Regions from separate parts of the Homo sapiens genome. Here region 2 is linked to region 1. A link is a contact called in ENCODE Hi-C or POLR2A ChIA-PET data. All regions are on one chromosome and are shown on one strand. The core of a region is the stretch at or near the end of the contact, and the rest is flanking DNA. Distances in the headings are between cores, read along the strand shown.

Evidence for each region. Hi-C counts contacts between places; a loop is a spot of excess contacts on that map. ChIA-PET counts read pairs that join two places held with the same protein, here RNA polymerase II (POLR2A). Pooled maps may share reads with other maps.
Region 2: a loop to region 1 is called in a pooled map, with 2.3 times the contacts of the local background. The contact joins two enhancer-like sites. A Hi-C loop is called at or near these places in 8 of 50 pooled maps. POLR2A ChIA-PET finds 5 or more read pairs at or near these places in 2 of 52 experiments (OCI-LY7 and T-cell).

The regions. Positions count from the first base shown.
Region 1 is chr9:22,102,791-22,105,490 of GRCh38, forward strand. The region is part of intron 14 of CDKN2B-AS1 (CDKN2B and CDKN2A antisense cis and trans regulatory RNA 1); the gene reads left to right. Among named protein-coding and RNA genes, the nearest start is that of CDKN2B, 95 kb to the left of the region's middle. RefSeq lists enhancers at 1-319, 98-1,297, 320-819. Within about 2 kb of position 1,386, at least 20 of the 41 ENCODE cell types and tissues checked have a DNase peak (open chromatin) inside an H3K27ac peak, as active enhancers do.
Region 2 is chr9:22,196,431-22,199,130 of GRCh38, forward strand. No RefSeq gene overlaps it. Among named protein-coding and RNA genes, the nearest start is that of CDKN2B, 190 kb to the left of the region's middle. RefSeq lists an enhancer at 926-985. Within about 2 kb of position 1,346, at least 2 of the 41 ENCODE cell types and tissues checked have a DNase peak (open chromatin) inside an H3K27ac peak, as active enhancers do.

The DNA of each region.
Region 1 (2,700 bases), core at 136-2,635:
CTAGATAGCATACAAAAATAGGTGTTCATAGATCTGGGCCTAACAAGGGTGTGGCCAGCAACTCTGCCCTGCTTTATCAGCATTAGAAAGCCAGTCCTCTCAGAAAGTGCCCAGTTAGCTAAATTCATGAGATTATAGACTATTAAGGTGGAATGGACCTCAGAGATGGTCCTTGCTCTCATCTGAGGCTTCAGTTGGGCCAGTCAGAAATGTGGGAAAATTGAGGCAGGTCAAATAACCAGGAGTACAAACAAACACAATCTATCCAGAAAACTAGAAATCTTACTAGTGACTATTCACAGGTTACTTTCTGCATTCTGGGGTTTTCATTCTAGAACAGATGTGTGTGTGTGTGTGTGTGTGTGTGTGTGTGTGTGTGTGTGTGTGTGGTGCGTGAAGAGAGGGGAGGGGTGCCCAGAAAACCATACCCACTTTCCCACATATCCCAACTATGACTGGGCAATTATGTCATTATCACCACTGATATATAGCTGGAAGAGTTTAGTGTTGCCCTGCTAAGATCTGGATTTTCTTTTCTGGAGCTTGGCTATTGGGGCATTGAGAAGTCCAGCCAGGAGGTTGGTCAGAGGCTAACCCAAAAAGCTTTGCTTAACTCTGGGCTACAGCTGGGGGTTGCCAGAGAGAAGTGCCTGGCATTCCTGCATGCTGACATCAAGCTTCGAAGTTGCTGCCCTCTGGTGAGTCAGCAGCAAAGGCCCACATCGTTCGAGAATGCTGCCCAATCAGAAGATGTGATGCCACACCTCAGAAATCTTTCTAAACCTCAGCATTCTGTAGACTTCAAACAACTCCTCCTGAGAAAGAATGTAGAAATAATTAAATTTATAAGATTAAAGTTATAAAAAGCATAGAGCCTATAATAATAACAGCAATAAGATAAACTCCACATTTGCTTTTAAAACAATTTATTTGAGTAGACAGCCAACCCCCTGTATTGTACTCCTTTAAAAAATATTTTAGGCTTTTTAAATGCTGAGGCAAGGGGACATACCAAACACTAACAGGCACATTGGGGTTTTCTGGCTATTGAAATAAAAATGTCCTTACATAACACTGATGTACTGGAATAGCACTGCGTTCCAGTGACGGTTATTGCAACTCAGCCAGCATATCTGTAGCTTGTGAGCTTTTCTTATCAGAATTTTATCTATAAATATACATATACGTAAATTCTATTGTGAAATAAAAATAAAATGTAGAATCTTCTCATCTTTCTTATTAGTCAATATTGTGCTACTCTTTAATAATTTCTCTCAATTTTTTCATTAAGCAGATATTACTAGGGAAATATACATGAGGCAGAAGGCAAATTATTTGCTTAGTGCAATGCAAACTTGCTTAACAGGTAAGAGCAGAGTCCCTTCCATAGCATTGCCACCATATGGCATTGCCATATCGTGGAGGCCATAAAGAGGAATGACATTGTAAAGATTAACTGGATTTTACTTGGCAAGGTCAGGCACCTAGATGGCATGCTATAAAATGGTTAGAAGTGCAAAGGAAACCTGTAGCTAGAGGCCATGTGAGATTATGGAAGTGACTTTTCTTACAATCCTGCCATCTGGTTTGGATTGTCAGGATCAAAACATTTCACTTGCCCAAGTGAGGATGCTCTCTACATGGTTTTGGGGATGAGGGAGACTCAGAAATAATGTTTGTGGTACTGTAGCACCACTAGGAAAAGAGAAAAATTGGACCTGACATGAAGAAAAGCATGCAGCCAGCCACTAAGACTACTTCCCACAGGACTGGAAATCTCTACCACCGTACCTCTCCTACATGCTGGGTATAAGAAGTTAAAGGGAAGCCAGATTATATTTACCTACTCTTTCATTCATTCATTCACTCATTCATTTATTCATCCATTTACCATTTGTTTGTTTTTTGTTCATTTACTTATTTAATAAAAATTGTGTTTTGCATATTCTAGGTGCCAGGCATTGAAGAACCACTGTTATTGTTCTCAAATGACTGACAGTTTAGAGGAGAAAATGGAAGAATAAATAGACACTTGTGATGCAATATAATAGTGCTCTAATAAGAGCAACATATATTGAATACCACTGAATATTAAATACCAGGGACTTTGCTAGGAGCTATAAATTAATCTCCACAGTACATCTAAGATAGAAGTTTTATAATTACTCTCTTTAGGAGGAAATAGGGGTCTATAGAGGTTAAGTCTCACAGCCTGGAAGGAGTCAACAAAAAAATACTCAGCCTTAGGTATTCTGACTAGAAGCTTGGGTCCTTAACCACCTACTCACCAATTTGAAGAAAGATGATTGAAACTGCAACAGCTACACTGACTCTTGAAAGCAAAGTAACTCGTTAAATGAGGGTATGTGTATACTGGCTGGGATATTGTGGGCTCATGATGACTTGTAGGCCGAGGCAGCTGCACATATGAAGACTATGGAGGGTATATCATCAGCGGAAATGAAAGTGATTAGTGTTGGAGGTTTCAGTGCATATTCTGGTTTTCTATTACTGCATAACAAATCACCCTAAAATTTAGTGACTTAAATAAACATGATCATTTATTTAGCTCATGAATTTGCAAGTTGTGCAGCACTTGGGTGGGATAGCTCACCTTTCTTCCATGCAGTGTCTGCTGGGACTGCATGATTGCATGAAGCGGGGCTGGGCAGCTAGAGCTCTTCATGAATCTCTATTTTT
Region 2 (2,700 bases), core at 96-2,595, 94 kb after region 1:
GGTATGTTTTATCTTTGTTCTCATTACTTACAAAGAACTTCTTCATTTCTGCCTTAATTTCATTATGTACCCAACAGGCATTCAGGAGCATATTATTTAATTTCCATGTAATTGTATTGTTTTGAGTGAATTTCTTAGTCTTGATTTTTAATTTGATTATGCTATGGTCTGAGAGACTTTGTAAATGATTTTAGTAGTTTGCATTTGCTCAGGAGTGTTTTATGTGCAATTATGTGATTGATTTTAGAGTCTGTACCATGTGACAATAAGAAAAACTTATAATCTATTGTTTTTGGGTGGAGAGTACTCCAGATGTGTATCAGGTCTATTTGATCTAGTGCTGAGTTCATGTCCTGAATATTTTTGTTAATTTTTTTGTCTGGATAATCTATCTAATAATGTCAGTACAGTGTTAAAGTCTCTTACTATTATTATGTGGGAGTATATGTCTCTTTGTCAATGGGGTTCTCTGCATTTCCTGAATTTGAATGTTGGCCTCTCTAGCAAGGTTGGAGAAATTATGTATAATGTCCTGAAATATTCTTTCCATGATTCGTTCCTGATATAGTTTGGTTGTGTCCCCACCCAAATCTCACCTTGAATTGTAATAATTCCCATGTGTCAAGGGTGGGGCCAGGTGGAGGAAATTGCATTAGGGGGGCAGTTTCCCTCCTATTGTTCTCATGGTAGTAAATAAGTCTCATAAGATCTGATGGTTTTATAAAAGGGAATTCCCCTGTACACCCTCTGTTGCCTGCCACCATTTAAGACAAGCTTTCGCTTCTCCTTTGCCTTCTGCCATGACTGTGAGGCCTCCCCAGCCATGTGGAACTGTGAGTCTATTTAGCCTCTTTTTCTCTATAAATTCCTCTGTCTGAAGTATGTCTTATACAGCATGAGAACTGACTAATACAGTAAATCGGTACTGGTAGAGTGGGGTGCTGCTGTAAAGATACCCAAAAATGTGGAAATGACTTTGGAACTGAGAAACAGGCAGAGGTTGGGTCAGTTTGGAGGGCTCAGAAGAGGACAGGAAGAAGTTTGAAGGGAAAGTTTGGATCTTCCTAGAGACTTGATGAATGGCTTTGACCAAAATGCTGACATTGATACATGGACAATAAAGTTCAGGTTGAGGTGGTCTCACATGGAGATGAAGACCTTGTTGGAAACTGGAATAAAAGTGACTCTTGCTATGTTTTAGCAAAGAGACTGGCATTTTGCCCCTGCCTTAGAGATTTGTGGAACTTTGAACTTGAGAGAAATGATTTAGGGTATCTGGTAGAAGAATTTTCTAAGCAGCAAAGCATTCAAGAGGTGACTTCGGTGCTGTTAAATGCATTGAGTTTTATGTATTCGCAGATTTATGCTTTGGAACTGAAACATGTTTAAAAGGGAAGCAGAGCACGAAAATTCAGAAAATGTACAGCCTGATGATGCAATAGAAAAGAAAAACCCGGTTGCTGAGGATAAATTCAAGCTGGCTTCAGAAGTTTGCATAAGTAATGAGAAGCCAAATGTTAATCACCAAGACAATAGGGAAAATGTCTCTAGGGCCTGCCAGAGGTCTTCCAGAAGCCCCTCCCATCACAGGCCTGGAGGCCTAGGAGAAAAAAGTGGTCTTGTGGGCTGGGCCCAGGACCTTGCTACATTGTGCATTCTCATGACTTGGTGCCCTGTGCCCTAGCCATGGCTAGAACTCAGGCCATTGATTCAGAAAGGGTGCATGACCCAAGCCTTGGTGGCCTTCATTTGGTATTGGGCTGTGGGCGCACAGAAGTCAAGAACTGAGATTTGGGAACCTCCACGTAGATTTCAGAGGATGTATGGACCTGGAACACACAGGTTCCAGAGGCAGTATGGAAACGTCTGGATGAACAGGCAGAAGTTTGCTGCAGGGGTTGGGCCCTCATGGAGAACCTCTGCTAGGACAGTGTGGAAGGGAAATGTGGAGCTGGCACCCCTACACAGATTCCCCACTGGGACACTGCCTAGTGGAGTTGTGAGAAAAGGGCCACCGTCCTCCAGACCCCAGAACGGTAGATCCACCAACACCTTACACCACGTACCTGGAAAAGCCACAGACACTCAATGCCAGCCTGTGAAAGCAGCTGAGAGGTGGGCTGTACCCTGCAAAGCCACAGGGGTGGAACTGCCCAAGAGGGCATGGGAGCTCACCTCTTGCATCAGCAGGACCTAGATATGAGACGTGGAGTAAAAGGAGATCATTTCAGAACTTTAAAATTTGGCTGCCCTGCTGGATTTTGGACTTGCATGAAGCCTGTAGTCCCCTCCTTTTGGCTGACTTCTCCCATTTGGAATGGGTGTATTTACCCAATGCTTGTATCCCCATTGTATCTAGGAAGTAACTAACTTGCTTTTGATTTTGCAGGATCATAGGTGGAAAGAACTTGCCTTGTCAGATGAGAATTTGGACTGTGGACTTTTGAGTTAATGCTGAAATGAGTTAAGATTTCAGGGAGCTGTTGGGAAAGCATGATTGTTTTTGAAATGTGAGAACATGAGATTTGGGAGGGGCTAGGTGTGGAATAATATGGTTTGGCTGTTTCCCCACCCAAATCTCACCTTGAAGTTTAATAATCCCCACATGTCATGGGAGGGACCTGGTAGAGATAATTGAATCATGGGAGTGGTTTCCCCCATACTGTTCTCACAATAGTGAATAAGTCTCATGAAATCTGA